Regions from separate parts of the Homo sapiens genome. Here region 2 is linked to region 1. A link is an interaction called in ENCODE POLR2A ChIA-PET data of the cell type or tissue named here. Cell type or tissue: endothelial cell of umbilical vein. All regions are shown on one strand. Links, peaks and the distances in the headings refer to the core of each region. The heading gives the core; the rest is flanking DNA.

Region 1 (5,385 bases), core at 301-5,300:
AAGGCCAAGGTCCATGTCTTAAAACATCTTATGTTCTCTATAAAATAAGGAGGAAATCATCTAAATTAGCACTCAATTCCAGAGTGTGCTCCAGGTAACCTAGTACATAAAAGCCCTTGGTAGTAAAGTCGGGCTCTACTTAAAGTAATTTTGACTTATTTTTAAATGTAAACAAAAAAAGAGCACACAATCATGTACTTTTCTTCCTGTTTAACACTAAATCTTACAAATTCCTTGAGCTCAGCTCAGGAAAGGCACTGTAATAGTCTCTCCCAAGGAAAAAACTCAAACAGAAATTCAGAAAAGACTCATTCCTCCTATGAGAGGACAGAAGAGCAGGAAAAAGCTTCACATTAAGGATGTAAGGATCGAGTCATGATGAATCTGGCTAGTTAAATTTGAGGAGAAGCTGTGTTTTCCATGTCATTTGTCCCTGGATCGCCACTGCTCTCTCAGGGAGTAGCGCACACGATGGACTGCAGCCCTCCTGGCTGCACGGTGTTACTATGGGAAGACAACTGGACATGACACAGGAAGTTCAAAGTGATGGGAAGAGAAACATCAGACAAAGCAGGAAAGCACTCATGTAATGCAAATGATTCTGTCTCCTCTATGCCTCCCTAACAGTAGGCTCAGGGTAAATTTGTGGGCGTAATCACAGTGACTGTGTTGACTTCTAGGATGAACATAGCTACATTTTTATTTTTTCTTAATTCTGTTTAGCTTGCTCTAATTTTCATTTTATATCTACATGTACACGTAAACAAAAATAATTATAATTTGTTTTTTGGTGAGATGCCTCAAAAGCATTTTAGAAAGTGGGAGTACTAATTTAGAAGCGCTAAAGCATTAATAGTCAAAATACATTAAGGCAGATGGTCCATTCCAGATTTATGATTATTTGTAACGTATATTCTACTTTTGGTATTTTATTTAGAGTACAAGGGAATATTAATGTTGTATTTTGAACATTAATATCTTATGAGAAAGTTGATTCCCCTTAAATATTGGATGCAGGATAGTTTATTCATTCCCAAGTGTTACAGAAACTACAACTCTGATTTCACAGTGGAAACCTGGGGGGAATGAAATTAATTTTGAAGAAATGTTGTTTTAAAATTTTAAATTAAATATCTCAAGCATGAAAAAAGGCAAAGAAAATATAAAACAAACACCCAGGTATGCCAGCTTTGTCAAATATTAACATTTTGTCTTATGTATTTCAGAGTTCTCTAAAGAAACAGAGGTGGAATACAACCCCCAGTCCCATTTTCCTCCTTCCTCTTCACAGAGGTAACCCCTATCCTGAATCTATTTTTATTATTCCAATTAGAAATTTTAACTTTATTGCATGTGCATATATCCACATCAATCTACATATTTAAAAACTTTATTCAAATAGTATTACTCTGTAGTTATCATTCTGCAAGTATTTCTAAAGCTGCATGTATCTGTTATGTGTATTCTACTGTGCTTATTTTAACTGCTGTATGTGGTTTCACTGTGTGAGAGTACTGCCATTGATGTAACCATTCTTTTGTCAATGAACTCTTAGTATTTTCCCTGAATTATTATTACAAGCAATGCTGTCATCAATGTGTCCTCCTGCAGAACCATTCTTCCAGCTCAATCTCAAGTATCCTTGAATCCAGCCACTAGCACTGCAACATCCAGGCATTACTCACTTCTCCCTCTCTCTCACTCCGCACTTCCGACCATCATGCCCAGACCACAAAATATTTCTCTGACTGCTCCACCCCACTCTTCCTTTTCATCATTAAAATAGTTCAAGCTGTTATCAGTAGACTGTTGGTCTGTTCATAGGCCTCCCACGCTCTCCCACTTCATATCAATCCTCTACCCTGCTGCCTGCTGGAAGAACGCATTTAAAGGCCTAAACTGGCCATGCCATACCCCAGTGTCCCTACTGCATGTGGGACACAATTAAGTTCCTTATAAAAGTTCCCTAAATGGGCGGGGTGCAGTGGCTCACACCTGTAATCTCAGCACTTTGAGAGGCTGAGGCGGGCGGATCACCTGAGGTCAGAAGTTGGAGACCAGTCTGGCCAACATGGTGAGACTCCATCTCTACTAAAAATACAAAAATTAGCTGGGTTTGGTGGCGCGTGTGTGTAATCCCAGTTACTCAGGAGGCTGAGGCGAGAGAATCGCTTGAACCCGGGAGGCAGAGGTTGCAGTGAGCTCAGATCATGCCATTGCATCCCAGCCTGGGTGACAGAGCAAGACTCCGTCTAAAAAAACAGTTCCCTAAATGAAGACTCTATCTCTCTCTGGCCTTGTTTTCTTTTCTTTTTTTTTTTTTTTTGAAACAGGGCCTCACTTGTCATCCAGGCTGGAGTGCAGTGGTGTGATCATGGCTCACTGTGCAGCCTCAACCTCCTGGGCTTAAGTGATCCCCCTACTTCAGACTCCCAAGTACCTGGAACCACAGGCATGTGCCACCACATCCAGCTACTTATTTTTATTTTTTGTAGAGATGTGGTCTCCCTGTGTTGCCCAGGTTGGTCTTGGACTCCTGGCCTCAAGTGACCCTCTTGCCTCGGTCTCCCAAAGTGTTGCGATTACAGGTGTGAGCTACCACACTTGGCCCTCACGAGGTTTTAACACAGCAGCCCCCTCTTGCTGGTAGCTCCAGAACTATATCCCATGCTGTTTCGGAGCTTGTAACTAGAAAGACCTCTGCCTATCCAGCCAATGCTTCCTCATCCCTTAGGCCAACTTCAGTTTCATGTCACCCAGGGAACTTCGTTACCCATCCTCTGTGCCCAATGCAACCTCTGTTGAGTGAGACTTGCCACATTTCCCTGACGCTCACAAAACCACCTGTGTTCCTCACCAATCTGAGGGTGACTTAAGCGCAGGCACTGAGTTTTATTCATCTTTCTATCCCTGGGGCCTAGTAAAGTACGTGGGAATACAAACAGGCACTCAGACACCAGCTGAGCTAACGTAAAAGACTGCCAATCCATTAAGTATATTTTATTTTCATAATATAGGATAGTCTATTTAATACAACTAGATTTACTATGAAATACATGTAAAAAATGTCATATTTAGTCCTCCATGAAAAAGACATCTGTTAGCTGATATTTACAAATTAATAAGTACAATAACTTATACTAATAGAGATGACTGCATTCTAAACGGTTTCTGACTCATTAGACTAAATAATTCTCAGCCTTCACAGTTGTGAGCACTATATATATCTCATTATCTATTACCTGGAACCTCCAACTCTTCCATAGTGCCACTATACAAGGGCACAGTCCAGACTGTTTTCAACATTTCCTCTAGGACGAGATCACATTCTATACCTACCTGTAACAAGCTCCCTTACTTCTGCATCAATAGATTTTCTCAACAGTCGCAACAAGGCAGGTATCCCACCAACATTCTTCATTGCTATTTTATTTTCATCTGTAGACTTGCCAAAAACGAGGTTTCGAAGGGCACCACAAGCATTCTTCTGAACTTCCAAAACTCTGTGGTCCAGAAGGTCAACCAGATGCTTGATTCCCCCTAACCTACACACCTAGAATGAAAAATATTAGGTACCAGGCCTAAGTAACATGCAATTAATCAGTGATCATACAGAAGTCCGTTATGGAGAGATCACAGGATGTGGATATCTCTAGACCATTTCAAAGGTTACTTTTTATTCCAAATAAGACAACTTTTATACATTCTAAGGAGAGGCCAGGTGCGGTGGCTCATGCCTGTAATCTCAGCACATTGGGAGGCCAAGATGGGCGGATCACTTGAGGTCAGGAGTTCAAGACCAGCCTGGCCAACATGATGAAACCCCGTCTCTACTAAAAATAGAGAAAACTTAGCTGGGTGTTGAGGCACACGCCTGTAATCCCAACTACTTGGAAGGCTGAGGCACAAGAATCGCTGGAACCTGGGAGGTGGAGGTTGCAGTGAGCCAAGATTGCACCACTGCACTCCAGCCTGGGCAACAGAGTGAGACTCTGTGCCCCCCACCCCCCACCAAAAAAACAGAATTCTAAGGACACTCTTGTAGATGATACTTTTCCTGGGTTCATGGCTTCAAAAAAAGATAGGAGATTTAAGTGGTTTAATGTCCATCGGCAGGCAGCACAGTCCTCCTCCAAGCCTCAGAACACACATCAAGAATTGTGCTTTCACTCCAGCAGTGCAATGTGCAAATACACAAACATAGCAAAGCTATCTGCAGGGCTTGAGGCAATATAGGAAATAATTTTTGACTTAAGTTATTTAGTTTCTAGAATGAGTTCTCTAGGCTACTCTCCTTAAATTTTCTTCCATTTGTCAATTCATTAGTACATTATTTGAGTATTTCTGGGCTTTATGTACTACATTCACTTTTAGGTCTGGAACTGGTATACTGTTATGCACATTAAAATGATGAAAAACACTTCAGTTTTATATAACACAGTGGGTCAGAAGAAGGCTTGAAACGTTAAAGAAAGAATCTATATGTTATATAGAATTATAGCCAATAACCAGTAACTTGCTATGTTTCTATAAATACCAAAAAAACCCTGAAATAAAATATTCATGTATGTTCAGCCTTAGTGATGGTTATAATCCTCTATAACTTATTTATAGTTGGCACCAATCTGACTAGAATCCCATAAAACACATTGGCTCACTAGTTCAATGAATACTATAATTTTTAACCTAATAATTTTTTTTTTTTTTGAGACAGAGTCTCGCTCCTAGGCTGTAGTGCAGTGGCTTGATCTCGGCTCACTGCAACCTCCTTCTCCCAGGTTCAAGTGATTCTCCCGCCTCAGCCTTCTGAGTAGCGGGGATTACAGGCCATGCACCACCATGTCCAGCTAATTTTTGTGTTTTTAGTAGAGAAGGGATTTCACCATGTTGGCCAGGCTGGTCTTGAATTCCGGACCTCAGGTGATCTGCCAGCCTCTGTCTCCCAAAGTGCTGAGATTATAGGCATGAGCCACTGTGCCTGGCCTAAAATATTTTTTAAATGCAAGTTAAATTGATTTTTGCTTCATGGTTTTATAAATAAGCTAATGAAGTAGACATACGATTTGAAAATGCTGAAAGCACTCCAAGAAATATATGTATCCTAGTTTTTCCTGAGAGATACTGAAATGCATAGTTAAGTGAAAGAGTATCTGGTATCAAAATATCCCTTTAAAAAGACTCTTGAATTACACTGGGTAATTTCTTAAATACAGAAGCACGTGGCTGTTAAATGCAAAGGCATTATTTTCCCCAGTCATCCCAGGCACCATGTCCTGTACCTCCATCTTCACTTTGTTGTCACCAAAGCACAGGTGCTGCAGGTAGGCCGCTGCATTTGCCTGAACAGATGGGAACTGGTGCTGAAGCATGTGAATGACCTCAGGC
Region 2 (5,385 bases), core at 87-5,086, 150 kb after region 1:
AGAGTCAGAAAGACAAAAGGAGACAGAAAAAAATACTATTGTAACAGGCAAAGAAGGAAAGCAATTTTCCCATGGAGTGGGTTGTCAAGTGTTGATGGGCAAGACAGATGAAGAGTATCCTCAGGAGCAAAGCCCGGGCAGGGTGGCAGGAGGGGAAGCAGGGTGGCGGAAGCCAAAGGGAAACGGGGTTGGGGTTGGTGTGGGGGAGAGGGGGTGCCAGTACAGCTCTCTGGAAGTGAAGGCAGGTTGCTGGCTGTTGTTAAAATCTGAGGAGACAGAAGATACTTAAGGAGAAGCAACCAGTGGAGAGGAAGCAACTGAGATTAAGACAAAGATGATTCCTCAGCTAAAAAAAATTAACTTCGCATAACTTGCTTTTTCGGTTTCTTATTTTTATAAGAATATGGGAATATCTGAACAGGGGGAAGGTGTGAGATAGATTCTGAGGAGTTTCCTATTCCCTGTGATGCCTTGTTTCACTCTGTGGGCAACTGAGGCCATTAGATTTTTTTTTTCAATCAGGGCAGTGACACAACGTAGACTCCAGGTGCAAGAGAGCCAAATTGTATAAAGTAAAACTATAAAGTTAAAAAAAGGGGCCCGGTGCAGTGGGTCAAGCCTGTAATCCCAGCACTTTGGGAGACTGTGATAGGAGGACTATTTCAGCCTAGAGGTTTGAGACCAGCCCTGCCAAGATAGCGAGACATCATCTCTACAAAACATTTAAAAATTACTCCAGCATGGTGATGCGCACCTGTGCTCCATCTACTTCACCTCTAGCTACTAGGGTGGCTGACATGAGGGGCTGCTTGAGCCTGGGAGGTCGAAGCTGCAGTGAGCCATACTTGCTTCACTGTACTCCAGCCTGGGTGACAGAGTGAGAACCTGTCTCAAAAATAAAAATTAAAAATAAAAAAGAAAGCACGAAGAATACCTTGAGAACTAGGGCTAGAGAAGGATTTGAACAAAACCTTCAAGCTATATGGCTGGGGTGGGGGGTGAAGGGAGAACAAACGATGATTTTGATAGCACATTTAATGATTTCTGTTCAATAAAGTTTACAGACAAGTGGGATATTAAAGACTTTTGTAACGCCATAATAAGGGATATATATCCAGAATATAATGATGTCCCTCAAATCAACATAAGATTAGAACCCCCAGTAGAAAACTGGGCAAAAGGTATGGACAAAAAATTTACAGAAGAGGATACCCAAAAAAAGATAACAAGCAGATGAAGACATTATCAAGTTCATAAGTAGTCAGAGAAATACAAACTGAAAATGAGTTGATTTACACCTGGCAGACTGAACCACGCTAAGTGTTGGGTTGTGGAGACATATAGATGGATGCAGCCATTCTAGAGAGTATCAGCACCGCACAGCTCAGGCAAAGTAAGAGTACTGATAGTCTATGATGCAGCAATTCTGGTGCTAGGCATATTTCCCACAGAAACTGTCACACAGGTCCCAAGGGATCACGCACCCCTTTTTACGATGGTGAGGAGGTGAATGCAATCTAAATAACCATCACAGAAGGAGGGGAGAGATAAAACTGGATGGATATATATCATGAAATACTCAACTGCAGTCAGAATCAACAAGCTAACACAGACACCACCCAGGGACACATATCTTTAAAATAAACTAAGTGAAAAATATTAACTGAATGAGAATAACAACATTTATGTAATGATTTACATAATGCAACATACATATTATACAAGAGTACACACAAACAAAAACACTAAACACATTAGAAATGCCTACGGCCGTGGGAGGTAGATGTAGAAGATGGGGATAAAGAAATAAAACACTGACCTGGTCCTGACAAATGCCATCAATGGAGATACATGAACAGCTCAACCCTCCCTAACATCCAACTAAAGAATTTCTCCAAAATAAAGACCAGCAATGTGAACACAAAAGAGAGAATCCAGAGCCAAGGAGAATAAACAGGAGGTGGTCAGATCAGTCTTCCAGGGGATTTGCTACTGTAAACCTACAGAGACTCATGCCCTCCTTAAGACAGATTAAATCAATGTTTAAAATTATTGTCCACATTGACTCCTGAGGAATCCTATTTGTACTTCTTCCTCCAGAAAAATGCCTGCTTATCCCAACTTGCTATTTCCCCTTTCTAAACTTCAATCCTCTATGACAAATTAGCTATTCTTACCATTTACAACTCAACAGCATTCTTTTAAAAATAACAAGTGGAAATTTGTTACAAGCTTTTTGAAAATCTAAGAAAAATTCATCGACTTTACTTATGCATCTTTTAACCCCCTAAAATATTCTAGTATTTTTTTTCTTGTAAATATCACATTTGTTTGCCGTCTTTTTTTTTTTTTTTTAAATCAATTTGGTGACCAGGTCTGTTATCAGGGAGGTACCAGAGCTTAGCAGGAAAGATGGACAACAAAAGCTCTAAATCCTCTTGCATCGACACGTTCAATTTGCACTGACCAATCTGTTGGCACAGTAACTGTTTATAAGCTAAATTTCTACATTTTGGCTACAAGTATCCCAAATCCACCTTTTAAAAAATCCTAGGTAGATGCCATCTGGTGTTAATGATTTGCACACCCCTTAAATTGAAAATATTTTAAATAAATCTCACGGTTTTATATAGTATCATTAATGTGTCTATTTTAAAAAGACAATCTGAGAATAACACTTCCCCTAATTGTTGTCTTAATAATGACCAAGAGCTGAAGAAAAATGATTCACACTGTTAGTTGTTTTGTTGTTTTGCTCACGGGGGAAGGGGGTGAAGTAACTGGCTGTGCCTGGGTTTTGAAGCTCATTAGCACTAGGGCCACACTTGAGGAATCCAGACTCCTCTCACCTTAAGGTTTTCCTACTATAGACTGTGAGAGTTTCGCTGGACATAATTATGTTTTTTAAAATGTATACTTTTGTCTTGCTTAACACAGCTTAAATTGATTTGCAAATGATTCCAAAAGGAAAGAACATTTTGTAAATGACATGAATAACATAAGGTTTAAATGCAGCAAGTGAGTAGAATTTCATTTCTGATACTGTAACACTGAAAAGAAAGGGTTAATAAATCTTTAGCCCAGCGTGGGAAGAGCCTCAGCAAAAACCCTGCATCCAGCTAAGGCAGCTGCAGGGGGCAGAGGAGTCAGGGAAGCCCCAAATCAGCATTCTGAGTGCTGCGATGGGTAGCTGGAACATTTTAGGTACAGAAGATGATTTCAGGGATGACATACCAACTCCACTGGAGGAACAAAAGACAAGCAGCCAATCATTTTCTTCTAGCAAGGAATTCTGAGAAGGGTTATTGATAGGTTTTAGCGTCAGAAATCTCTTTCATTTGTCAGGGACACAAACTTGAAATGATTAAGATAGTGTGGCCACATTAAAACTCCATAACTATAAAAAGCAAAACCCTAGAAAGTTACTATAAATAGCAGTTCAAAAAAGAGAAGCCCAGATATGCTAACACCCAGAGAAATAATATCAAAAGATTTTAGATGTTATATAAATTTCACACCTACAATAATGATTTCTGAAGGAAAAAAAAATGACTCTACTGTATGTGGATGAACTTTGTTTTAAATAAAATCTTATCAAAATGTAAAATATTGGATTTCTGGATGTAGAGAATGTGAATTGAAAAGATTTATCAAAACAATCATCATCAAGTTCAACTCCATTGTACAGATGACGAAATAACGGCTCTGAAAGATGTAATGCCTTCCCCAAGGTTGTTAAAATAGTTGATGCAAATGAAGACACATCTTTTGAAGACACACTGCCTTGCACACCTGTTCCTATCTGATTCCAGCCACTCCTTGGACAGCTCTCTTTTAAACACCCATAGACTTCATTCTTTCCCTGACTCAGGAGTGAATTCTAAGCTCTTTTTCCTGAACACTATCAACAATCACTGATAATCCTTGGTAACACTGAGATATTGTTAACACTGCTATTATTGGAAGTGATATACAATCACCCAAATAAATAGTCTATTCATTAGAAATGAATAATAAATTCAGGCATGCTCAAGGGACAGAGATTACACTAAGGCATGGATTCCAGGAGGTGGGATCACTGGAGGCTATCTTAAAGCTGCCTACCATAAACCTACTGGTGAAAGGATATCTGCATGTAAGTGAGACAGTGAGTGTCAAACAGAATCAAAACAGGGTTGGCAATGATCTCTCTTCTCTGTGACTGCTTCCCCACATTATTTAGAGGTAGTGGGACAATACAAGGGGCATAATAAACATAAAAAAAGAGCACATGGTATATATGGGAATTTAGCAAGGCACCATTTCTGGAAAAGCTTCAACAGTCAGAATAAAAACAGATGAAGAGTCATCTCAGAAGGAAATGCGGAAAAGTGTTGATGAGAAGCTGAAGGAACTTTAGTCAGGGTATGGCGCCTAGGAAGTGTTAAAGAGGATGCCCCAGCACATAGTAGGCTCAACAAATACTGGTTAAACTTTCATACACTACCTAGATCTTTCACCCCTTGCCTCCAATTTTTTTTATAATTTGGTTTCATGACAATGTGAAACTTACTTAGCAACACATGTATACAAAAATCAGATCATACAATGGTTATAAACAATTTAGTAGGTGGCAGTAATAAATTTGTGGATATAGGTGGAACAGATTGAAAAACATAAAGGGTCTACCTAGAATATAGCTTGATCCTGTGCAAAGAAATCAGAAATGAATAATTCCACAACTGAAGAAACGAATCAATATTTTCATTTATGATTTAGGCATATCTCCATAGTTTTCTACTAAACTTATTTTACATGGTGTATTTCAAGACTATATTTATTCCCCAAAGAGCTTCTCTTAAAAAACACATTCCCTTGTCAAATCTTTTTCCTTCCTCCCTTCCTTCCTCCCTCCCTCCCCCTTCTCTCTCTTCTCTCTCTCTCTCTCTCTCAGTCTTTCTTTCACCATCAAGTCTCTATAAGCCAGAACTATGCTGGGCAATGGTCCAGTACAATGTCCTTACTCAGCATTCAAAGTGGTATAAAGAAAAAGTGTGGAATAGTATTTGCAGAAACTATTTTTACCTTCAAGTTCTTTCAGCATGTGTTTATTTAAATTTAACTTGAATAATTATATAAACATTTTACTTGAACAAACCAAAACTTTAAACTCATGGGTACTTTATGCATATGACACCTCCCATATTAACTCATAGCAACAGTATGATCCAACCAGAGGCCTTTTCTTTATACATCAGAAAATTAAAGTTTGGATTCTGACTGAATTACTCACAAGTTGCAGGATCCTAGGGCAAATCATGGATTTCTTTTACTGTTTTCTCATGTGTAAAACACACATAATGATTATAAGATTATGCACTTCCAAAGATTATGGTGAAGACAACC

What was found. ChIA-PET counts read pairs that join two places held together with the same protein. Peaks named below come from ENCODE experiments on the same cell type or tissue, not always from the same donor. Only the 100,000 strongest peaks of a DNase experiment are listed, where the experiment ranks them.
Region 2: POLR2A ChIA-PET joins it to region 1 with 5 read pairs; 2 of 35 experiments call an interaction of 5 or more read pairs at or near these places.

The regions. Positions count from the first base shown.
Region 1 is chr2:158,640,654-158,646,038 of GRCh38, reverse strand. PKP4 (plakophilin 4) reads right to left here. Exons shown (of 22, transcript NM_003628.6): 10 at 5,280-5,385; 11 at 3,340-3,553. Among named protein-coding and RNA genes, the nearest start is that of PKP4-AS1, 92 kb to the left of the region's middle. In endothelial cell of umbilical vein, for the core only: no CTCF peak of the experiment used is centred there; no DNase peak of the experiment used is centred there.
Region 2 is chr2:158,487,321-158,492,705 of GRCh38, reverse strand. The region is part of intron 1 of PKP4 (plakophilin 4); the gene reads right to left. Among named protein-coding and RNA genes, the nearest start is that of PKP4, 33 kb to the right of the region's middle. RefSeq lists a silencer at 3,055-3,349. In endothelial cell of umbilical vein, for the core only: no CTCF peak of the experiment used is centred there; DNase peaks (open chromatin) are centred at 2,755 and 4,985.